Regions from separate parts of the Mus musculus genome. Here region 1 is linked to region 2. The links are chromatin loops, found by intact Hi-C in ENCODE. Cell type or tissue: gastrocnemius. All regions are shown on one strand. Each heading gives the region's core, and the rest is flanking DNA. Links, peaks and the distances in the headings are about the cores only.

Evidence for each region. Peaks named below come from ENCODE experiments on the same cell type or tissue, not always from the same donor. Only the 100,000 strongest peaks of a DNase experiment are listed, where the experiment ranks them.
Region 1: a loop joins it to region 2, with 2.7 times the contacts of the local background. A loop is called at or near these places in 9 of 42 quality-filtered maps.

What each region holds. Positions count from the first base shown.
Region 1 is chr2:35,342,227-35,354,562 of GRCm38, forward strand. 4930568D16Rik (RIKEN cDNA 4930568D16 gene) reads right to left here. Exons shown (of 6, transcript NM_029463.1): 6 at 11,992-12,336. The coding sequence ends at 12,153. Among named protein-coding and RNA genes, the nearest start is that of Stom, 11 kb to the left of the region's middle. In gastrocnemius, for the core only: a CTCF peak has its summit at 7,179 (motif pointing left); no DNase peak of the experiment used is centred there.
Region 2 is chr2:35,390,202-35,402,537 of GRCm38, forward strand. 4930402F06Rik (RIKEN cDNA 4930402F06 gene) reads right to left here and starts at 6,973. Exons shown (of 6, transcript NM_001080709.2): 1 at 6,705-6,973; 2 at 273-356. The coding sequence starts at 349. Ggta1 (glycoprotein galactosyltransferase alpha 1, 3) reads right to left here. Exons shown (of 8, transcript NM_001145821.2): 8 at 9,978-12,336. The coding sequence ends at 11,908. In gastrocnemius, for the core only: no CTCF peak of the experiment used is centred there; DNase peaks (open chromatin) are centred at 6,985 and 7,489; H3K4me3 peaks cover 199 bases; H3K27ac peaks cover 1,101 bases.

The DNA.
Region 1 (12,336 bases), core at 2,535-10,534, 47 kb before region 2:
ACCCCTCTTGACAACACAGTCATCCTTCCAGGCCCCAGATGGACATCTTTAAAAGGGTCTTCATAGCTAAAAATCAGAATACTCCTTATTGGTTTTCTTTTATGTTTCTGGTTTTTGGTTAATATATTCAGGGTACCAATTTCAATACTGATTGATATAGCTGGTTGATGACATTAGGATGTAGAGATGGAGCTGAGAGATGTGCTGTGAGTCCATAATTGAATGAGTCCTAAGGAAATTTAATTAGTCTTTTTCCTCTGCTCATAAGAAATGCTTCAGTAAAAGCAGGAAAGGTCTTGACTATCTTGTCCTTTAAACTACTGATCCAGGCTTGTTCTTGCTGCCTTCAAGGAAGCCAGCTAATCAAATACCATGCAGAAGCTGTGGAGTAACAAGCTGCGTTTTGTGCCAGTCTGTCCAGGATGGCAAATCTGATATGTTCCTCTGGTGGTTTAATTCTAAGTTACTGCATCACAGTAAGATTTTTTCCCCCATCTTTTCTCTTCTTAGGGAAATTGCTCCTGGTCCCGGATGTGAGTCATCACCAAAGGACTTTGTTCCTTCGGGGTGTGGTAGCAGATCCATTACATCACAGTATGTGGTAAGATGTCCAGGAGCAGCCTTGGGGGACCTATAGGGGGAGGGGCATTACTATTAATAGCAGTGTTGGTATTTAGTAGATTTATCTAAGGGAGACTCTTATTAATTGACTCTATAAGTCCACTTGGCCAACATTTGTTGAAAACCTACTGTGTGCTGAGTAGTACCTGATCTTATTGATCTAATATTCTCTTTGTACATGACAGTTGTTAGAGTCCATAGCAAAGTCCCACAGATTAGGTGGGTTAAACATTAGAAATTTGTCTTTCTTGTTCTAGAGCAGTGTTTCTCAATCTTCCTAATGTTGTGACCCTTTAATACAGTTCTTCATGCTGTGGTGACCCCACCCCATACACCATAAATTATTTTTGATGCTACTTCATAAACTATAATGTTGCTACTGTTATGAGTTGTAAAGTAAATATCTGATATGTGACCCCTGTGAAAGGATCATTTGACTTCCAAAAGGGGTCTCGACCTAGAGGTTGAGAATCACTACTCTTTGTATTAGCAAGGTTGATTCCCCCCAACCCAAGGACTATCAGAGACTGTTCTGTCCCAAGTCTCTCTCTCTCTGACTTGTAAATAATTCTCATTTCTCTGTATCTTTACTTTTTCTTTCCTTTGCTTGTGTCTAGATTTCCCTTTTCTTAGAATACAACTAACTCTATTGGATCTGGGACTACTCAAAGGACCAAATTTCAACTTAATTACCTTATAGATCTTGTTCCCAAATACAACAGTGAGCTGAGGTACTGATATTCAAGGCTTTAACATCTCAATTTGGGGGTACTGTATTTTAACTCATGATAACATACAAGACTACAAGTTGCCTTCTCCACTGTGACAACTGTGTCACTGTGAAGCATGTGCTAAATTAAACCCTCCCTCAAGTGTGATAAATAAAAAATAAAATAACTGAAAAAAATAACTGAAAGCAAAACCCTGGTACAGAGACGTGGGCCATTGCTGTGTCTGACCTGACCATGTGGTCCTCAGGTCTTTGGAATTGGTGTGCAGGAGGGATGTAGGATGCTGTAAGCAGAGCTTAATGGGTCTTTTGGGAGGGAGCATGGGAAGTCTGCAATGCTGATTGGAGTGGATACAGCAAAGGCTGAGCTCCTGAGATTATAGACGGGATCAAGGGCACACTCAGGAATTAGATCAGAGGCCATTTAAGGCATGTTCTGGCAGAATGTGATTCTGTTCTGCTCTTGACCTAAAAAAAAAAAAAATTGCTACCCTGCGTTCTCAGATAACAGACAAGTAAAACAATGTGTTTGGTGGAGAAAACTTCGAGATGGCGGTGTGATTCTTCCCACTGCCTCTAATCAGCATTGGGGTAAGGAGGGAAGAGAAAGGGGGTAGGGGATGCTTTCGAGGAAAGGATAATGGCGCATTCAAAGTATGCACAAGAGCCCGGCATGGTGGTGCATGCCTCAGTCCCAGTGTTCGGGAGCAGAGGGAAGAGGGTGAGGAGTTCAAAGCCATCCTCAGACATGCGGTGTTCCCAGCTTGTCTCAGCTATACAAAGCACTGTCTCGAAATTAAACAAAAGCCAAAATAAAGGTGTGGACAAGGCAGATTCAGGGAAACCCACATCGTTGAGAGAAGCTTTGCACTCCATGCATCGGGGAATGGGAGGCCCCATTTCTCCTCGGACTTCCGGTTCCCTATCTGCTGCTCAGGCTCCTGCCTCCATGGACTACCCTGGCGCAGGTGCCATGTTTTCCCGGTGGTGACTGCAATTGCTCCTGTAAACAAATATAAATCTCTCCTGTAAGTGGTTCCTGTCAAGTCATTGTGACCAAATAATAATGGTAATGATAATAATAACAACAATAATAGTAATGCAGAAAGGAAACAGAAGGCATAGGTGTGGGAAGGAAAAAACAAAATCATATAGAAAAGTCTCAAAGAACTGACATAAGACCTTTTTTAAACTAATAAGCGATTATAACAAAACGGCAGGAATAGGCTAATATAAGAGTCCGTGGCTGCCTCAAGTATTATCAATAAACAAGTGGAAGTTGAAGTTCGGAGCAAAATGCAATTTCCACTAGCCCCGACTGCAGGACGGAGACACCCACGTGTTCTTCCCTAAGTTGATCCTGTCCCTGTTGGACATGCAGAGTCTTACCGTGCGTGCAGCCCCACCATCTACCCTAAGGTCAGCATCACCAAGGTGTGCACGCATGCTCAGCTCATGTCCCGCTTTCCCAGGACCACAGCCGTGCACACCTAGTCATGCCGGTCTGTACTCTGGAGACCATCAATGCTAGAAATGACCGCCCAGTGCACTGGGTGAGAGAGGGAACATGAGCGCGTGCTCTCTCTCCTTTCAGTGTTGGCTTAGTCTCAAAGCTTGATAATGAAATCATTTTTAAGTTTACAAGAGAGTCTTAACAGATGGGAGAAAAAGTTCCCATATGCGTTCCACCCAGCCTTCTCTCCTGTTAACACTGCACATAATCATGGCGTGTTTATCAAAATGAAGAGACGACTGTAAGTCCCACCAATAACCAAACCAGAGTTCATTTGGATGTCACCAGTTTCCCATCGATGTTCTTTTTCCATTTGAGAAACTCACAGTGCATTTGGCTGTCTTAACTCCTTCGTGTCTAATCTATGACGTGCTGGGTCTGTCTTTTTGTTGACCTTAGACACTTTGAGGAGTACAGGTCAGCTTGGAGGATCTCTTTGTAAGATTATGTGCTGTATGCCATTTGAGAGCTCTACTTTTCCCACAGTAGTTTCAAGTAGAAACCTTGAGGATGGCTTCTAAAATTCTGTTATCTCTGTGTACTGGTAGGGTTGTGGGATTTAAAATATCCATTTACAGCTGGGTGGCACATGCTTTTAATCCCAGCACTCCGGAGGCAGAGGCAGGTGGATCTATATAGTTTGAGGCCAGCCTGGTCTACAGAGTGAGTTCCAGAACAGCCAGGGCTACACAGAGAAACTCTGTCTTGAAAAGCCAAAATAAAAAGATAAGTAATAAAATAAATAAATAAAACAAATCCATTTATTATGTTTTAGCAGGATTTCAGAGGTTGTATTGTTATATTTAATCTGCCACCTTTATCTGGAAGATAAAAATTTCAGAGAAACATTTTTGATCACACTAATTTCTGTTATTCTGTGGCTAATATTGTTGTAATTCTTCTGTGGGTATAATCTACAAATGACAATAGCTTTTGTTTTGTGCCATTGCTGTAATCTTTAAGGCCTGTGATGAGGTTGCAGTCCAGGCTACAGCCTATGGAAATTGGTCACTCCATCCCCTCAGCCCACAGAATGCTGTCCATGTTCCTAGCCTAATACAGAAATCCCACAGTCTAGCCCCACCCAGCCCTTCCAGTTTCTCTCTCATCTCTCCAGCGCACTTCCTGCTTACAGTGAACTCATGGCTTCTGCCAGAACCACACGTAGGCCTTTGCTTCTGCAGTTCTGTTTTCTAGACTGACTTCTATTTGGTAAATTCTCATCAGAATTGGAAAGAGGGTTTTTGTTAGAATAAAGCCTTTCATGTGGACAAGAAGTAGTGAAGAAGCAATTCAACTCTGTCCCTTTGTGTGTGTAGACCCACAAAGATGCACACACATTTTCCTACGTTAATTAATATAAGTCCAAGATGTTCCTGCCTAGCAAACTGTGCTGTTTTATGTACAATCACATATGGGTAGGTAACAGCCATTCATGTCCTGTCGCGTTATCAAAAGGATGTGTGGAATCTTTTCCACATTTAGGATCCCCAGAGTGTCAATTGTAAGACTCCCATTGTCTCAAGACAACAGAAACCCTGTTTGTAAGCACTAGTCTGACTTATTAATAACAAGAAACATGACCGCTGCTTCTGGAACATGCCCAGGGCAGGTGAAGACTCTCTATGGGTGTTGCAAGTCACTAGGCTTTTCTAAGCCTATCCAACAGTGCCCAGAGTGTCAGTGGTTAAAAACATTGTGTGGCTTCTGAGAGCAAGACTCAACAGGAAAATTACCAAACAAATATCTAAAGTCTGAGATCACACCAATGCTAACTTCTTCTGAGAGAACCATTTATTCTTGTTTGAGACATCCATAGCAGACTCTGTTGTACCCTGGAAGAAACAATGTTTAATGGGGAATTCTAAACCATTACCTTCACCACCCATCTTGAGCAGTAGTTGTTCAGGCAATGTGTTAAATACTGTGCCAAGGCTGGACATGCACAGTAGCTGTCTATCATCAGACAGAAATTATGTGTAAGCCAGACTCCAGTGAGTGCAGACAGCACACGTTCTTACATGAAGGCATACATGGTTCTGTCACCCACAGCATCTACTATTGCTGCCTCTGGTCCCCTTTTCACCTTCCACGTGACACCGGTGTCATGGGCGTTCCATGTTGAAGGAAGAATAAAAACTTGGGCTTCATTCAAAAAAAATCATCTCTATCTTATGGTAGTACAAGTATATTCACACTGGGATGCCAACGAAGAGGGATAGTCAAGAGCTATTGTTCCAGACATTAGGACTTTGAGCAGTGTATCTAGCTGTAACTATGGCCCAGAAGAAGAGGTGATACAGGTCTGCACTTATTTATAGAAATCAGATCTTTAATCATTGGTCAGAAACTTGAAAAGAACATTTTTGAGAGATTGTTAACAAGGAAGATTGAAAATGAGATACATGAATGGATCTTTCAGAAAAGAGCACAAGAGAAAGGAATTGCATGGACAGCCATGAACAGATACCCTGGCGGAGGCCTTGTAATGGAGACAGAAATGATTGAGTAGTGTATCCTTCCCACTATGGAAGAAGTTTTTAAAAACTAAAATAAACAAACAGTTGGGCATGGAGTCACTTTTCCAGTTCAACTGTTTTTGCAAGTACAGCCACACAATCCCTGTCCATTGTCATGATATTCTACTTAATACAGTTTCTGACCGTGGGACACAACAAAAGAGTGTAACTAAAACGTTTAAGCTACGGAAACGGCTAATCTTGCCACATGCACCTATCATTTGAAACCAACGCAAACAACTGATATGACTGCACAGTCTACTGAAAACTCAACATTGGCAAAGAAACAATGTGTTATAAGGTTGAGGTTCTTCTTTGAAGTGTGCACGTGTGTGTGCATGTGCATGCACGTGCGTGCATGTGTGTGTGTGCATGAGTGTGCATGTGCATATGTGCATGCATGTGTGTGTGTGTTGGAAATATCAATCAATATGTGGTGTTTCCCTACCATCTGTCCTTTGTTAAGTGGTTGAAGAGAAAGTAACTTTTTTCATCATATTTTCTCCCCCTCCCCCCATTCTCACTGACTTGTATTTTGTGGGAAGAGTGATCCTCTCTAGTTAAAAGGAAAGAGGGTGGCAGCTGAAAAGAGAAAGGAGAAAAACCAGGGGATAGCTCTTGGTGATTCCACCGATGATAATGAAAACTAAGGGGGAAGCCTCGGTAACGCGATTCAAACCCCCAGGAATGGTGGACTGGATTCTATCATTCGCTGGAGGCTGGCTCAGGAGAAAGAGAATGTAAAATAATCAGGGAAAGAAAATAAGCTATGAATAAACTTAACCGGGAGGGAAAGACCTCTACAATAAAGACTTTAAAACACTGAAGAAAGAATCTGAGGAAGACAGAAGAGGAAAGACTTCACATAGTCTTTCTTTTGTAGTCTGCATTTTAGTACTCTGAAAATGACCACAGGGCTAACGGTGTTCCAGGGGCTCAGTGCAGACGTCATCAGAATTCCAATATGGTTTTCATAGAACTAGGAAAAAAAAACCCTGAAATTCATACGGAAGCACAAAAGATCCCCAAAAGCCAAAACAGTGCTATGCTGAAAGAGCAAAGTGGGGAACCGAACCTGGATCCTCTGAAAGAGCAGCCAGTGGTCTTAACTCCTGAGCCATCTCTCCAGCTTTCCCTGGCTTGAGTTCACATGGGGTTCAGGTAGATCTAGGTCTAATGTAGAGCCACTTGCTGCTTTGTTTACTCTAGACCCTAATTATCTGGGATTTGAGACTTCCAACACTGTAACTGAGACAAGATGGCTGCCACAGCCTAATGTGACTTGGGGGCAGATGAGTGTCAGGGCTTATTCCTATGCCCTGAAGTTTTCTAGTGACTGTGACCCAGTAAAGGATATTCAGTGGGACAAGGAAATGTTATTTCTTAATGTTGCATGGCCCCTCCATTCAGATCCATTCCACAGCACATCTAGTCTAGCATTCCAGGGGGATCCAAAGCGAGACAGAAAAGAACCGCCCTGCTCATCCGTGACTGCCTTAGCAGAATGTGAGGGTACTGTAAGTCATCTCCTTCAACATGGTTTCTGCTCGTTGGAAAGCACCGGTGCACTGCTGACTTCAGTTGCTGACAAGTTGGAAAGTTTGCAAGGATTTGGGTGAATATCGAAGGAGAAAGAATTTGACCAGCTTTACTGGAACACAGGAGAGCAGAGGGAATATGTAGGAGCGCAGAATTACCACACAGAAGACGTTAATCAGTAGAATTCCAGTTACCACCAAGTCGACATCAACAGGCTCCCCTAGAGGCAGCTTCATTTTACAAGTGATAATCAGTTAGTTACTTTCTATGGTGTGCCATCTAGTGTTCATGTTCATGTTCATGTACTTCTTGGCCCAGTTAGGTTTAATAGAAGGCAGAAAGCTTGTCCTCTCAGGGTGCCCCTCTAAACACCCTGTTGTTCCTACCTTCCAGGGTTTCTTGGTCTTGTATCTAACGCACCAGCCCAGCCTGGTGAATCACCCACACCCTAGTCCTCCAATGAAGTCTCACTATTCCCACGATGCCTAGCTCAGGTTGTGCAGCAGTCAGTCCCCCCACCCCACCCCACTCCTGTGCCTCCCAGTCCCCACACTCCCAGGTTTAGTTCAGTATTACAGCCTGTGCACCAGTTCAGGCAAAGCAAACCCAGCTATGCATCACAACTGTAAGCTCTCCTGGTTACCACTGAATTGGAATCACCCTGTCCCTCGAAACAAAAATCAACACTGAGTGTGTATAGGACCGACTTAACCACCTCTCCATAACAGAACTAAAAGCAGACAAGCTCCTTCTGTTTGCTTTGTCAAATTCCGATGTGTTAGTTTTTGTTTTATCTTTTATTTAATTATCATCTCACTTAAAATTACTTTAAATTTGTGTGTGTGCATGCTTGAGCATGTGAAAGCCTGCAGAGGTTGGAAGAGGGCGTTGGATCCTCTAGAACCAGAGTTTCAAGGCACTGGGTGCTGCCATTGTGCGAATGAGTTGAACCTGGGTCTTTTGCAAGATTGGTAAGCGCTCTTGATTGCTGAGCCATCTCTGCAGTTTCCATGCCCTTGGGGCTTGCTGGCCTGCAGGGTAATTTCATTTACAAATATTCTAGTTTATTTAAAACTACCCATGCTTCTGACCTGGCGTCCTTGTGCCTCTCACTCTTAAGGATGCATTATTCTCCCCGAGACTCATTAGTAGGCTTCTTTATCAGTGTCTCTTTCGGAAAGGGGTTGTTGTGGTATAGCTGCTTCCTCTGGGCATAGCATGACCAGCGTCTACACTGGTTATTACACTGGCCTCTGTAATGGTGGCAATAAAATAATCTAGGACAGAGATAGCTAGGTGTATGGTAATAGTAACAGGTCTGTGAACACTCTAGATGCAGAGGGGTGGGAAGTCACTGGACTCTCATGTGTCTTAGGTGGTACTAGAGCATACAGGAGGTGTGAGGCTGACTGAATGGGGTACCCCACAGACTCTGTTTCGGTAAGGTCGTCACCTCATAGTCACGTGTGATTTCTCCAGTCATGCAGATGCATCTCAGTTACCCATGCTCCTTTAACTTCATCCATATTCCTCCAACGACTCAATAAATAAACTTATTGGTCTGCCCCCTACCAAAAAGTAAAAGGGAAAGAAAGAAAATTCTCAATAAGTTTTGGAGAGGATGAAAGGGGGTGCTCACTCACTCACCACTGGTGAGATTGCAGACTGATACAGCCACTCTGGAAATCACTTCGCAAAGCTAAAAGTAGCTCCTCCGCATGGCCCAGCTGGACCACTCTTTGATGTCTATGCAAAGGTACCAGCATCCTCCTGCCAAGACACTTGCTCAGCATGTTCACGTTGCTTCATTCATAATAGGTAGGAAATGGCATCAGCCTAAATGTCCTTTAACTGACGCATGAATAATTAAAGTTCATGTTGCAACACAAGTGTGTCTGCACTCACACACATCAATACACCACACGCACACACATACACACACACACACACACCATACACATACATACACAATAAACGAATGAGTAAAATGTGCTTTAATTTTTCTCTCTGTTTTCATGTGACTGTTTTCTCTGTCTGGAGGTTAAACTGTGGCCCTTCTTTTCAGTTTCATTCAGATTGGCCACAGTTCAGAATTGTAACGCATTTTCTGGAGGGATGTAGTTCAATTGGTAACAAGGAGCCATTCCACCATATAAGGGGTGCATGACATTAACACAACTTATGCCTGTTGATATGACTGTGATAGTTTTATTTGCTCCATTGCAAAGTTACTTTTTCTTCCAGCTTCTATGATGATAGCTTTGGAAAGACGTCTCTTTATGCAAATGCAGTTAATGAGTGGAAAGTTTTTTCTCTGTCTCCTTGAGAACTGAGTGTCTACATGATTTATTTGAAGTTATTTTGCAATTATTTAGCTTTCCAGATCCACATGGATAATTATTTTATAGCTGGAGTTAGAATACATTTGCATTATCTTCTTATTCAAACTGTCCCATTGGAAGCTCTGTCTTTTAGCTTCTGTTTCAGAAACAATTTTATCAACTAGAGTCCAATCTCTTTTTTTTAAAGATTTATTTATTATTATATCTAAGTACACTGTAGCTGTTTTCAGACACATCAGAAGAGGGAGTCAGATCTCATTATGGATGGTTATGAGCCACCATGTGGTTGCTGGGATCTGAACTCAGGACCTTCACAAATGGAAGAGCAGTCAGTGCTCTTAACTGCTGAGCCATCTTTCCAGCCCCCGAGTCCAATCTTTGTGTACAGTTGTTTTTGTTTTTAGACTTACAGTCCTTTCCTTCCTAGAGATCCTTCCCTGAATTCCAAAGTTACACTAGTGCATTTTCTTCTCTTCCTTTCCAGTGAGGTAGTTCTATGCGCTTCTCGCCATCCACCTTTTAACATTTGGTCTTCTGTGAGATTTTGAAAAACAAAACCAAAAGCCCACAGGCATTGATTGCAGCCCCAGTTCATTCTGGGCTTTCAAATTCTGTGAGTTTAATGCGTGAATAATGACACAGAGCCACTGATACAGCATCATATGGGATAATCTCACATTGGAGATTCCTGTGCTGTGCTTGTTGCTATTCAGACATCCTGCCTTCAGGTCCCTCATGTCCCCTGGCCATCAGCTCATTGTCTTCATGGCTTTACTTTCCCCAGATGTCATGGAGATAACCCATGATAGTCGGTTCTATGCCTGAACTTGAGTGAGTTAAAGTGCAATCGGACAGAGGCTAAAACACTTTTTCTGAGTGTATCTGTGAGAGTGTTTGTGGAAGAGACTAGCATTTGAATCAGTAGATGGAGTTAAGATCTGCCTTGAGGTGGTGTGTGTGTGTGTGTGTGTGTGTGTGTGTGTGTTTCCATTCTTTTCACTACCCTTTATTGGTAAATGCTGGCTAATATGTATTCTTCTATACAATTTGGAGAATGATCTACCATAGGCATACTTCTGGTTTAGAATGGATAATTTCTTGAGTATATAAAAAGGCCCAGAGTAAGGCAATAAATATCAAGGGTGGATCAACAGCAAAACATCATCAAATTGAGGTCTCCAGACACCCAGCGGAGATCCACCAGGAAACCCTGGGAATGCCACCAGGTGGCATTCCTGATAAAGTCTTTGGAAGAGTTGAAGGTAGCCTCAAGTGAGACTTCCAAGTAAAAGAACAAATAGCAACATAGAGAGAGAACTTCTTCAAAGTCACAGCTTACAGATACACAGCAGAAATGGACTGGGGGATTTGAAGCAGGGGCTCTCAATTGTGCTGATCTGCACGAATGAGCTTCCTATGGCCGAACTTCCGGGTTCTCGTTCCCTCTGCAGACATTTTCATGTCAGAGGATAAATACTAGTGAGCTCTGTTGGAAAGAGCCTGCCTTTCAGCTGCTCTCAAGCCCACGCTTTGCTTCGGGTTGTTTTGCTAGACTTTCCCTCACTATCACAGGGAATGGGGACCATCCCCCAGAAGACACAATTCAAACAGTCCTGGAGAGGAGGGACCAACCCCACTTCCAAAGCCAGCTTCTTAGGGAGCTCAGATGGCGCAGGAGACTTCACCAGCATAATGTGCATTACCAGCATCTAGTTCTTGGCATATCTGGGAGAGGGGATTGAGGCTTTTTTTTTTAACTTTTAAATTTGTGAAATAAACATTTAAGGGTAGTTTTATCTCCTGCGTTAGACTATTAGGTGCCTCAAGGACAAGATAATTTTTTACTGCATCACATTCTTGTATCTTTTTTAAAAAAAACATGAACTCAAAGCTGAAAAGATGGCTCAGCAGTTAAGAGCACTTACCATTCTTTCAGAGGACCCAGGTTCAGTTGTGAGCACCCACATGGTGACTCACTCCTGCCTGTTATTCTAGTTCCAGGGAGTCCAAATGCCTCTTCGGGCCTCCGAGGGCATTAGGCACACACATAGTCCACAGACACACTTTCAGGCAAAACATCCACACACATAGAATAAGACAGAAACATTTTTTTTAAATGAACTAAACGTAATTAGCAATAAAAGCAAGATCTACATTTGGTAGGATGTCTTCAGCTCGCCTGGCTTCAGTCACATCCTAGGCACACTGGATACTGATCAAGGAGATTGGCTCTAAGGAATATACTACCCCTCCCCAATGGGCAAAGTCATGAATATTAAGCTTCCCTCGTGTATATCTATTTGACGTGTATGACTTCTTCATAAAAAAAATCATCTAAGGAGCTAGAGAAAGTACCCAAGGAGCTAAAGGGAACTGCAACCCCATAGGTGGAACAACATTATGAACTAACCAGTATCCCAGAGCTCTTGTCTCTAGCTGCATATGTATCAAAAGATGGCCTAGTCGGCCATCACTGGAAAGAGAGGCCCATTGGTCATGCAAACTTTATATGCGCCAGTACAGGGGAACGCCAGGGCCAAAAAGTGGGAGTGGGTGGGTAGGGGAGTGGGGGTGAGGGTATGGGGGACTTTTGGGATAGCATTGGAAATGTAAATGAGGAAAATACCTAATAAAAATATTAAAAAAGAAAAAAATCATCTATACCTCCAAAATAATTTCCACATTAATAATGCATACATAAAACATCACACCATGTAGGCAATACTTATCGAGTTACTTTTATTTAGACTAAGGAGAATTATAATTTCAAAGACAATTTATTCTGAAAGATTACACACTTGTGTAAGCTCTCCAGAGTTTTATTTTTGAGGAATTCCCTGGTATTTACTTGTGATTTCATAAACCCCAGGGCACAACCATAGTATGATTTATGGTTTCCAAGCTATCTTAATGTGCTTGATTTCCGGAGGAGTTTTAAATCTTGGGTCCCAGTTGTACTCTGGTGATAACACCCTAGCGGGTTTGTTGATAAAAAAATATTTATTTAGGTGGCTTTCAAATGTGCTAACAAGTTTATTTGTGTTGTCATCTGTAATTCCCTTTATATATTGT
Region 2 (12,336 bases), core at 1,991-9,990:
AATACACTGGCCTCAGAGATCTGCCTGCCTCTACCTTGCAAGTGCTGGGATTAAAGGCATGTGCCACTACACCTGGTCATCTATAGAATTTTTTAAATCTCTGATATCATTAGAAACAAAGCATTGGGACAGGGGGCTCTATTTACAGAGACAGGCACGAGTATAATTCACATATATTTGGATCTGCACATTTGGCCGATTTCCTTAAGGGACAAATCCTGTTAACTCACCAGATTCTTATCAAGAATATAACATTAAGTTTTCACAATTACCTGAAAGGGTATTCTCTATACTGGGCATAGAGAGACATTAGAACCAATAGCGATAGGATTAATATTTTGTATCTCATTCTTTTCCTAGAGGGAAAAGAAAAAGATAAAAGTTGAATATCTCCAGAGTAAGCAGTAGGAAACCCCGTGCATTCAGAGTGAGCTGTGAGAAACCCGGTGTACAGAGAGTGACCTGTGGGAAGCCTTGTATACAGAGTATGCTGTGGGAAAGTCTTGTGCATACAGAGTAAGCTTGGCCGAGCTTCTCTGTGACTTCATCCTAGTGACTCCGACTAGCAGGTAAGGCACTGTGGCTCCTTGGATATTAAAATTCTACTTCTCAGCTTAAGTCACATTGTGAGATATGAGTCAAAGAGCTCATATCTATCTGAGGTTTGGGCTAAGAGCTACTCGGGCCAAGTCCACCTTCAGCAGCTTCTTTCTCTTTCTACTCTCTCAGCTTCTGTGAATGAGATAACAGAAATCCCATCACTGTTTGTTTAGAATCTTTATAAAGAGAAGTTCACCGAGTGTCATTAGCTTTCAGGGGCTACGGTGCTGTATACAGAATGACAGGTCCAAATTACCAAATTTTCACTCTTCATTATACCCAGAAATCACCCTGACCACACCTACATATTATGAGCTACACATCATCAACTACATGCTGTAGGACCCCTGAAACCTACAGAAGAGCACCCCTACATTGCTGAGTGGGTCTGAACTCTCTTCAGAGTCCTCACTGAGTTGTGTTTCCTAATCTCTTACCTCACAGTCCTCATTGAAACCAAGTACTGAGACTTTCCAACTTTGACTCCAAAGACTTGTACAGTAATAAAGGAAATGGTTAATTTACCAGTGCTGTGGTATTGTGATGATCACAGCCAGAAGGGCAGCAGGAGGCTTATGCTCCTTCTCCAGAGTAACTGACTATGAAATTAGTGCAGTGTGCTGCCTGGAGGCCCAACGCTATCGTGTAAGTTATCCATACAAGAACCTTGGATTTTCAGCCATGCAGTTTACAAAACCCAGCCAAGCAGGCAAGGTTTCCCTTTTACCCCCGGGTTCACAGAGGCAGAGGTTAGGGTATCAGTGCAAGCCCGAGGTCTGACTGGAACCCACAGTGAGATCTGAGCTCAAAAACAAAGACCCCTGGTCCTGATTTCAACCCCCAGTAGTTCCACATATATATGTACACACACACACACACACACACACACACACACACACACACACACACACTTCACTATGTTGCACTGGATGGCAGCAGCTCACTCTGTACACCAGGATAGCCTTGAACTCACAGAGATCCTCCTGTCTCTGCCTCATGGAGCTCTAAGATTAAAGGCATGTGTCATTATGCCCAGTGCAAAGTCTTTTTAAAAAGGAAAAAAAATTATGTTAATCCACAAAAATGAAATTGTCTGTGCATCAAGAAGAGAGGTGGGTATCAGTCAGTTTGGTTGAAATTAAGAACAACCTCTCACCTACTGTTTTCACAGACCACAAAGTAACTCCGCACAGGCGTCATCACAGACCCTCACCACGCCTGGGGGAGCAGTTGGAGAAGGCAGCATAAATGTTTGAAAATGAGTTCAATGTGAGATTTGTTGTCAATCCACACTTTTGTGATTCATCATTCCAGTCTTTTGTGGATGATGATGTCATCTGTGTCCCTTGAGGATGAACCAGGTGGCTGTGATCTTAACAAGTCACATGCTGGAGTTTATTTTTCATAACCAGAAGATTAGTGTCTTCCATTCATTTACTTACTTATTCACTTTATGCCGCCATTACAGCCCCCCTCCTCCCAAACCCCTCCTCACACAGCCCCTCCCCCACTCCTCCTCCCCTTCTCCCCTGAGAACCCATCCTGACACATCAAGTCCCTGCAGGACAGGCACATCCTCTCCACCTAAGGCAGACAAGGCAGCAGAGGCAAGGGAACAGGATCTGCAGGCAGCAGAGTCAGGGACAGCTCTCCAGAAGACTCCATTTTGAACTGTTTTTATTTAAATGTATTTGTTTAAGAATTTTATCAATGACTCCTTTGTTTACATTATTTCCACCCATTTACTCCTTCTATGTCTCCCTCCACACTCCCTCTCAAGTTTATAGTAACCTCCTCTACCAATAAATAAACATATTTACATATGTACATAAATTCCACTGACTCTGTTAGTGTCACACCAGGCAGCAAATCTCATAAAAGAGATTTGTTAGAGGGACAAGTCCAGGGGGAGAATGATGAATCCAGGTTACTGACTCTGTACCTGGGAGATGACAGCATGAACTGAGCAAATATAGGATTTCTTAGGGAGTGGAGATTTCAAGGGCAGAGATTTCCAGGGTATGGACTGGTGGGTGTGATGGTTTGTATATGCTTGGCCCAGAGAGTGGCATGCTGGGAGGTGTGGCATTGTTGGAGTAGGTGTGAACTTGTGGGTGTGGGCTATAATACCTCATCCTAGCTGCCTGGAAGCCAGTATTCTGCTAGCAGAACTTCAGATGAAAATGTAGAACTCTCAGCTCCTCCTGCACCATGTCTGCCTGGATGCTGCCATATTCCTGCCTTGATGATAATCAACTGAACCTCTGAACCTGTAAGCTGCCCCAATTGAATGTTGTCCTTTATAAGACTTGTCTTGGTCATGGTGTCTGGTGTCTGTTCACAACAGTAAAACCCTAAGGAAGGAAATCCCCAGTGGGATTTCAAGTCCCACCAAGTGAACTCATCGGGACCAATCGGAAAGCTCAGGAATTGATGGGTTTTCCTGTTCAGGGATTGGTGGCTCTTTGGTTTAGACTTTTCATCTAAAATTAACAAATCTGGGGAGGGTCCTCTGGAGGGGCTGAAAACCACCTTTGTGACAGTCACAGAGGCTAGATATGTTATGACAGAGAGGTCTAGCTGCTGGAACTCCTCAGGCCAGTGCCTGGCCACTTTCCTGCCTTGAGGGTTTACAAAGTTATCAAAGTTTACAAAGAGAAAGCCTTTCCCTGCCTCTGGAGTCAGCATGAGTAGCCAGCAGAACTCCCTCCTATTGAACAGGTCTTAAGTCCAATTAGACAACTGTAAATTACCCCTAAGGTAAAAGTGTCACTATTCCACTATTGGAAGCTATATTCTGGTACTCTAATGGAACAGAACTGATAGGATTGTGTGTATGTAATCCATTGGTTCTCTTCTCGCAAACCCTGCCTTAGTCACTGTTCTATTGCCTGAAGAGACACTATGATCAAGGCAATTCTTATCAAAGAAAGCACTTAAGTTTCATCTTCTCATTGTGTCCTGGACTTCTTGGGTGTTTTGGGGTTAGGAGATTTTTGCTTTTTACATTTGGATCTAAAATCACTTCTCATGGTAATGATAGAGGACTTTAAGAAGGACATAAATAACTGCCTTAAAGAACTACAGGAGAACACAGGTAAACAGCTAGAAGCCCTTAAAGAGAAAACACAAAAGTTCCTTAAAGAGTTACAGGAAAACATAATCAAACAGGTGAAGGAAATGAACAAAACCATCCAGGATCTAAAAATGGAACTTGAAACAATAAAGAAATGACAAAGGGAGACAACCCTGGAGTTAGAAAACCTAGGAAAGAGATCAGGAGTCATAGATGCAAGAATCACCAACAGAATATAAGAGATAGGAGAATCTCAGATGCAGAAGATACCATAGAAAACATTGACACAACAGTCAACGAAAATGTAAAAAGCAAAAATCTCCTAACCCCAAAACACCCAAGAAGTCCAGGACACAATGAGAAGATGAAACTTAAGGATAATAGATATAAAAAAGGGCAAAGATTTCCAACTCAAAGGGCCAGTAAATATCCTCAACAAAATTATAGAAGAAAACTTCCCTAACCTAAAGAAAGAGATGCCCATGAACATACAAGAAGCCTACAGAACTCCAAATAGACTGGACCAGAAAAGAAATTCTTCCTATCATATAATAATGAAAACACCAAATGCACTTAAAAAAAAAAAGAAAGAATATTAAAAGCAGTAAGGGAAAAAAGTCAAGTAACATATAAAGGCAGACCTATTAGAATTACACCAGACTTCTCAACAGAGACTATGAAAGCTAGAAGATCCTGGGCAGATGTCATACAGACCCTAAGAGAACACAAATGCCAGCCCAGGCTACAATATCCAGCAAAACTCTCAATTACCATAGATGGAGAAACCAAGATATTCCATAACAAAACCAAATTTACACAGTATCTTTCCAAAAATCCAGCCCTACAAAGGATAATAGATGGAAAACATCAATACAAGAAGGGAAACTACACCCTACAAAAAGCAAGAATAATCTTTCAACAAACCCACACAAACATAATTTCACCTCTAACAACAAAAATAACCGGAAGTAACGATCACTTTTCCTTAATATCTCAATATGAAAATTAATATTACCAGCATATCCTAATTGATTAAAATTCAAAAATATGAGGAATTAGAAATTTGTGGGCTGTTATGCAGTGGTCTCTCTAATTTGGTAATTGGAGAAATAGGTCCAATATTGTACAATTCATATACATTTTCTGCTTGTTTGTAAGTGACAGTGTCTTGCTGTGTACTGAATAATGGTCTTGAAATCGAGCTTCCCCTATCTCAGCCTCTCTATTAGGAGGATTGTTTACTTGATATTTTTACACTATGCTATTGTTTTCAGAACAGCATACATATTTGAAAATAATTTATACAGCCAAAAGAAACAGAGGCAATTAATTTGGGAGGTGGCTTGTAGGAGAACAACAAAGGGTGAGATTGAATGTTTTCCTTGATATTTACAATTATTGTATCAATTTTGAAGAAGAGGACCTTATAAGTTACTCTTTTTTCTGAGATGAATACTTTTCAAAATCATCACAGCCAATGAATCAGTATTTTACCCTCACCTCATGTCTGTGCCACCCTCCAAGCAGAACCATGGCTCACTGAAACAGTTGATGAATGGCTTCGTGGATAGACCATCTTAATACACACACCATTTCTTAAATGAATGTGACCTGTTCCCTGTGGGCTGAGAATGATGACAATCACTCAAATCAAATAGCTTTGAACATAGCAGGAAATCTGTATCCAAATAATCGTGCCTACAATTCATTCCTTGGCGCAGCAGAACTGTCAACTCTTAGCTTAGCTACTATGGAGGTAAAATCCTTTGATGATGTGAGGGACATTGAAGTACAGCCTTATTACAATGAACTCCAATGTTTAAAACTTGTTCTTATTTAGGGTTTGTACCACAGTAAGCCAAGATTTTAAAGCTCTACTAAAAATAAAACAAACAAACAAACAAACAAACAAAAATCTACTTATCTACTTTATGTTCATTTAATAACATGTCCATCATTCTTATGATTGGTATAGAAATATATATTGTGTTGAATATCATAAAAAATTAGTTGAATTAAAAAAAAAAAGAAGTCTAGCTGGGATTGGAGAGATGGCTCGGCAGTTAAGAAACACTAGCTGTTCTTCCAGAGGTCCTGAATTCAATTCCAGCAGCAACAAGATGTCTCACAAACATTTGTAATAAGATCTGATGTTCTCTCTGTCATGTACACACACATGCAAATGCATCACTTATATACATAAATGAATAAATCTTTTTAAAAAATGTTTATCATGTGTATATATCTGGTTTCATAGATAAAGTGGAATGGGCCAGCAAGATGGCTCAGTGAGTGAGGGTGCTTGCTGCTAAGTCTGAGGACCTGAGTTCAGTCACTGAGACCTACATAGTAAAACAACAGAACTGATTCCCTCAAGTTGTCCTATGACCTCTAAAGGGGACCTCCACACAAATAAGATATAACAAATTTAATAAAGCAGAAAATGGAGCAGAAATCAAATTTAACCCAAAATTTCCAAATTCAATTTAGAAGAAAATGATTAATAGAGAAATTTAAGAACTTTAACAAATGCCAAACCAAAACCAAAACAAAACAAAACAGAAACAGAAACAACAACAACAACAACAACAAAAAACCCAAAACCCAAACCAAAAAAGACAACATCAAAATAAAAGCCATGCACAAAAAGCAAATTGTTCTAATGGCAGTCATTTCCAAGGTCCCAAGACTAACAGTCCCACAGGAAAGTTTTAAAACCCCCGATGTCAAGCCTACACCAAGACAACTGAACAGCAGCAATCTTTGGATGGGATCCAGATGTGAATATTCTCAATCCAGGAAATTCCAAGATGCAGCCAATTGTAAATTGTGAATAAATGTTGTGTCCCTTGCCACTAAGAAAGACAAAAACTCCGTTGGGCTGCCTGTGGATTCTGGAGACGGTGTTCCACCACAGGGAGTGTCCGACTGTCTCCTGTCCACCTGATAAATATACAAAGCAGTAAGCTGCCCAAGAAACCCTGGAGGAGGTCGTCAAGTGGTCGCCGCTACTGGGATGCTTTCTTACCCAATGGATGCTGATGACCAGTGTCACCTATAAAGTTGAGTAGCCCAGAGAGGGGTGGGACAGGTTGTTGAAGGCTATAGCTCCCCTTGATAGAGCAGTTGAAGCAAGGGCCACTGAATTCCAGATCACTTCTTGGTGTGTGTTGTGTTGCTACCACCAAAATACCGAAGCTGGGTGCTTTACAAAAAGAAAAAAAAATGTTCCTCCAGCTCCAGATGTCCCAGAATCCATTCAGTTTCTGTTGAAAACCATGTGGCAGTCAGCCAGAGGCACTGTGTGGAGCGGAGCATGGGTTTGAGTGGTGGAGGGGAGCTGCCAGGCTTGCTAACAACCATGTCACAGAAGCCCATCTCCAGAGCGACAGCTCACTCATAGAAAAGCATTAATCCCTAGTCAATGCCTAACACAGCACTATCCACTGGAACCAAACCTCAGTGTGAACTCCACGGGGAGAACCACATCTCAACCATACCACACCTACAAACAGTAGCACCCTTGGCGCACATAAGCAATGTGTCTCTCCTCTAAGTCAGCGTTAAGATTCCCTCCTACTTCCCTTATGCCTTCTTTATTAACTGTGGTATATGTAGGGTTGATTTCTACCTGTTTATTTGATAAACTGCACAGTACACCTACAGCACCACTAAGCTATAGAGCTAGTTCCATTTATATGAAGGATCAATAGCATTTATACAAATGACGCTGCCTTTAATAGCACCAAAAAGAATGTTTTCATCACTCCAGAAACTGGTTCTCTTTGGAACTCCTGCCCCCTGGTGTCCACGAGAGGGAACTGCTTTGTCTTAGCTCTGGTTTCTAGGGAGGAAGTGGAGCTTTAGAGTTTCCCACACAGGCAAACAGATAAATCTGTTAGTGAACTCTGAAAGAGTGTAATTCCAGCCGCTCCAAGATTGCCACGAATGACATTTCTTGAGATGGGGTGAAGTTTGCCACCCTGTGCAAGTGTGAATCACTTAGCAGTGCCCTTGTATCCACCCACTACATGCCAGTAGCACCCACACTCACGATCCAGTTAGGACAAGCAAAAAAAAAAAAAAAAAAAAAAATGCAAATGCAGCCACTGTCATTGCCAAGTGGCTGCGAGGGCTGGAAGGGAGATGTGAGCTGAGAGCCGCTGATGTGCTGCTGTGGGGAGACAAGGAGGCCAGGACTTACTGCCCTGCGAGCAGCACGGAACCCTGTTGGCCATGGCACTGGCATAGAGCCTCAACCTGAACCCAAGCTGAAACCCCGAGGTCGCAGCTTGTGAACCACAGGGAAAAGGTTCTGTCTGCTGGACCACAGATGGAAATGCTAGTAGCAGGGATGTGAGAGAGCTGGTCCCATCTCCAGTCGAGAAGCAGAGAGATGCTGATGCTCTGCCTGCCTTCTCCTTTGTATTCAGTCTGGGACCCCACATTGACTGGTGCCATCCAGTTAGAATGAGCCTTGTTACCTCTGTCCACCCAACCTAGCAACTCCCTTGTAGACAAGCCCGATGTCTGTTACACTGGGAGGGAGTGGGGAGCATGCCTAGGCTGGAAAGATGGCTCAGCTGATAATGTGTCTGCCACGTGAACACTAATCTGATCCCAGAGAACGCCCATAAACTGTCTAGGTGTGAGGGCATGCCACTGGAACTCCAGGGCTGCTGTTGTGAAGACTGCAGACCATGACCTGCAGCTTGGAGTCCAGCCAGTCTATCCAATCAGCAAACTCCACTCAAGTTCAGTGCCTGTTAGCCTAGCCAATCGGCAAGCTCCATTCAGGTTCAGTGCTAGCCAGTCTATCCAATCAGCAAACTCCACTCAAGTTCAGTGCCAACCACTCTAGACAGTCAGTGAGCTCCGTTCAGGGGTAGTGAGACCCTGGCTCAAAAGATAGGGTAGAGAACAATTGAGTTAGACATCTGATGTCAACTCCTGGACTCCACAATGCACAAAGACAAACGTGCAAAACACACATCTGCATGTGCATTCATGTACACACACACACACACACACACACACACACACACACACGTCCTCTGAGGCATGATGGAATAGATGTTGCTGCATTCCCCCACTCTTTCAGTAGATCCCTGTGAGACAGAGCCTGTGAGATGAATGACAGAGAGGAGTCGGTTGGTGCAAAGGCACACAGCATCTTGAGGAACTCACAATCCTAGAGCAGTCCAATAGAATGACTGCCTTACAAAAGGAAGCCTCACTCCACTTGCTGGTTTCATAAGCTTGTAAAGCCCAGAAGCAGCAAAGACCTTAGGTAAGGCTGGAGCCAGGCAAGATTGTCCCCAGGATTTGTTCCCCTCAGTGACCTTGCCCTCCCTCTGTCCCTACTGTTTTATCGTGAAGTTGCCCACCCTCAGCTAGCCGTTCCCAAAACTACAAGAACCTAAGTTTTAGTAAAGCACCTGAAATTCACGTTTGGGGGACTGTGTAGTTTGAATATGCTTTGCACAAGGGAAGTGCCTCTATTAGGGGTGTGGTCTTAATGGAGGAAGTGTGTCACTGTGGAAGAGGTGTTTCATACTAAAGTATTTTGTGATCCAGACCCTACTCCGGTCTGCCTGCAGAAGGGAGTCTGTCCTGGCTGCCTTCAGACCAAGATGTAGAACTCTCAGCTCCTTCTCTGGCATCATGTCTGCCTGCATGCAACTCAATGATGATAATGGACCGAACCTATGAAACTGTAAGCCAGCCCCAGTTAAATGTTTTCTTTTATAAGATGTGCCTTGGCCATGGTGTCTCTTCACAGCAATCAAATCCTAAGACAGAAGTACCTAGGCCCAGGTCATCCCTCAGACAGTCATTCCCTCTTACGAGATGGACAGTACCAATGACTCCAGACAAGATAATCCTCTGCAAATACAGCACTCATTTTCATAGAAATCAGATTGTCCAGAAACCAGACTGCTGGCGAGAAGAGAGCCACATGTCCTAGGTGAACACAGGGCAGCTGGACAGTGCTCTCATAGACTGTCTTTTCATGAAGGCTCTGCCAGGCGATCTCACACATGTACACATGTGTACACACACACACACACACACACACACAGAGAGAGAGAGAGAGAGAGAGAGAGAGAGAGAGAGAGAGAGAGAGAGAGAGATTGAGAGAGAGCACACTTTATAATTTGAGAATAAAGCCTGTTCTTTGTAATCTTGTCTTTGTGAAGCTCATTCAAGGTATCGTAAAATCCTTTATGATTATGGACAATCACAACTGACACTTCTGAACATCTTCAGGATACAACGCATAATCCATACCAGACCAGAATATACTGAGAAAATAATTTATTCAATTATAAACAAGAATTCTTATTTTGAAGAATGTCTAAAAATTACCTTTAATAAAATCCTAAGCTTACTCATTAGAGATTTAAACTTGGATCAATTTTATTTTAAAAAAAAATCCCCTCAAATTCCCCAGCCTTTTTGAAACTTTCAGACCATTGAACTGTCCCACTTTAGACGGATCCAGCACAGTGACAGAGAGGCAGAATTTTTAGCAGATGTGCAAGCTCTGCTTCCATTGGCATCTCCCATTGGTTCAGGAATTCTGTGGGTTTTGTTGCCTCTGGGTGTGCGACCTTTTTTGTTCACAATTGAAAAGTAAGAGGTAGAGCCCTGTGGACAAAGGTAAGATCCTATTTTTTATTGAAACCCCTCATGCTGTTCACCAAGATGGTGCAATGGCCTTTTAAATAAACTGCTTAAAGGAAGAAACAGATGACCTAAACTGGAAGACAAGCAAAATATAAATATATGCATACACAGAAACACAGAGCGACAACCCCCTTTGCAATAATTTGCTTAAATACCCAAGTAGAGCTATGCTTCTCAACTTCCCTAATGATGTGACCTAATGTAGCTCCTCATGGTATGGATGACACGAACCCCAGAATTATTTCCCTTGCTATTTCATAACTGTAATTCTGCTACTGTTACCAGTCAGAGTGGAAATATCTATGTTTTTTAACCGTCTTAGGGGACACCTGTGAAAAGGTCATTTAACACTTCCCCCAAAGGGGTCGCGACCCACAGGTTGAGAACCACCTATACAGGGGCTCCTGCAGGCTCTCAGAGCGGGGAACAGAACCTTCAGCAGCTCCGTTGTAGTGACTGCGGCTCCCATTGCCATAAAGTCAGTTCCTATGTTGTCCAGTACATCTGGCTGGCTGGCTGTCACACTTGCATAGTACTAGAGCAGGGGAAATGAGGTCATGTGACAGGGGGCTTTGTCTTCAGTCACCTGCTCCATACAGGCCCCCACACTGGAACACGATGGGCTGAGGAACTCGGAGGTTCAGAGCAGGTTGTAGGTAGGACCCGATGATGAGAGATTGTCTTCTGATATAATAGGGTGCTGGTCCTCAGTCCGCTGAGGTACTCTCCTTCCCTGATACAGTCACACCCTCTCCACAGGGCTCAACACACAAAGCTAACAGCATGAATACAATTTGGGCAAAACAAAATGAACACACTTTCCATTCAATTCCTGCTGTTAGTCATCCTGAAGAAAGCTGTCTGTGTTTGTAACTCAGTTCAATCACCAACCCCAAGTCCTATGTCCCTCTAAGTGGTCACCCTGCCATTTTTCCTGGACTCTGAACATGTGCCACCAAAGTACCTATTGGCACTCTCTGCCTCCTTTATGCCCAGGACAGAAACAATAGCCTAGTGGGGCCTGGACTGCCAGCGGCTCCTGGAGCCATCAGCTTTTACAGACTGATGGTCACATTGGCATCCTTATTAAAGGTCTCTGGCTGCAAAGCCTCTCTGGGTTGCTTTAGAATCTCCATGAGGAGGAAGATAATGAAGCCAAAGGGATGGAGCCGTCCAACTCTGACACAACCCACACTGTTCCCTAATGCTTCTCTCAGCACCTGGCCAGTGGTGAATTGTATGACAGACTGGGAAGAAGTTTCCGGCATCTGCTTTTCCTTTGTCAAATTAATTTTGATTTCTAGAATCAAGTTTTCCCAAGACCCAGAATATATAAGAAATCATTGAGAATTTATACCTGATTACTTGCCATAGACTCTTTCTCACATATTACAGGCTCAAGGTGTCAGGAGAAATCATCTGTTTGCCATGGTAGTGGGTTTTGGTTTTGATTGTTTCTTTTAAAAGTTGAAATCAAGTGTTGCTACTTGTTTGAGGAATTAGCCAGAGTAATAGTGTCAAGTTTCCATCACAATTTGAAGTCAGACATTATTTCTAACCAAATTATACTCTTTTGTCTGCCAAGCTACCTTGACACTTTTAATATCTGAAGGCAGGCCTATCTGATAGTCCCAGCAATACTCTGGAGATAGGATTTTAGTGGGTTTGTTGAAAAGGAAGTATTTGTTGAGGTGGCTCTCATCATGCCACTGGGCTTCTATGTCATGTTTCTTGTCCTGGAGGATCCCCTTAAAGCACTCCCTGGTGAGGTTGAGAATGTGAGTAGGCGTTCCTCCAAAAATGGCCGCGTGGTAGTAAAAATCCCCCTCTCCGAATGGAATGTACGCGGCCGACAGTTCCCGCCTCTCATAGGTGAACTTCTCGGGACTGGCCTTGTACCACCAGGCCTGGAGCTGTGCTACCAGCTGGCCCAGAGTTTCCACCCCGAAGTTGTCTTGAAAGACTTGATC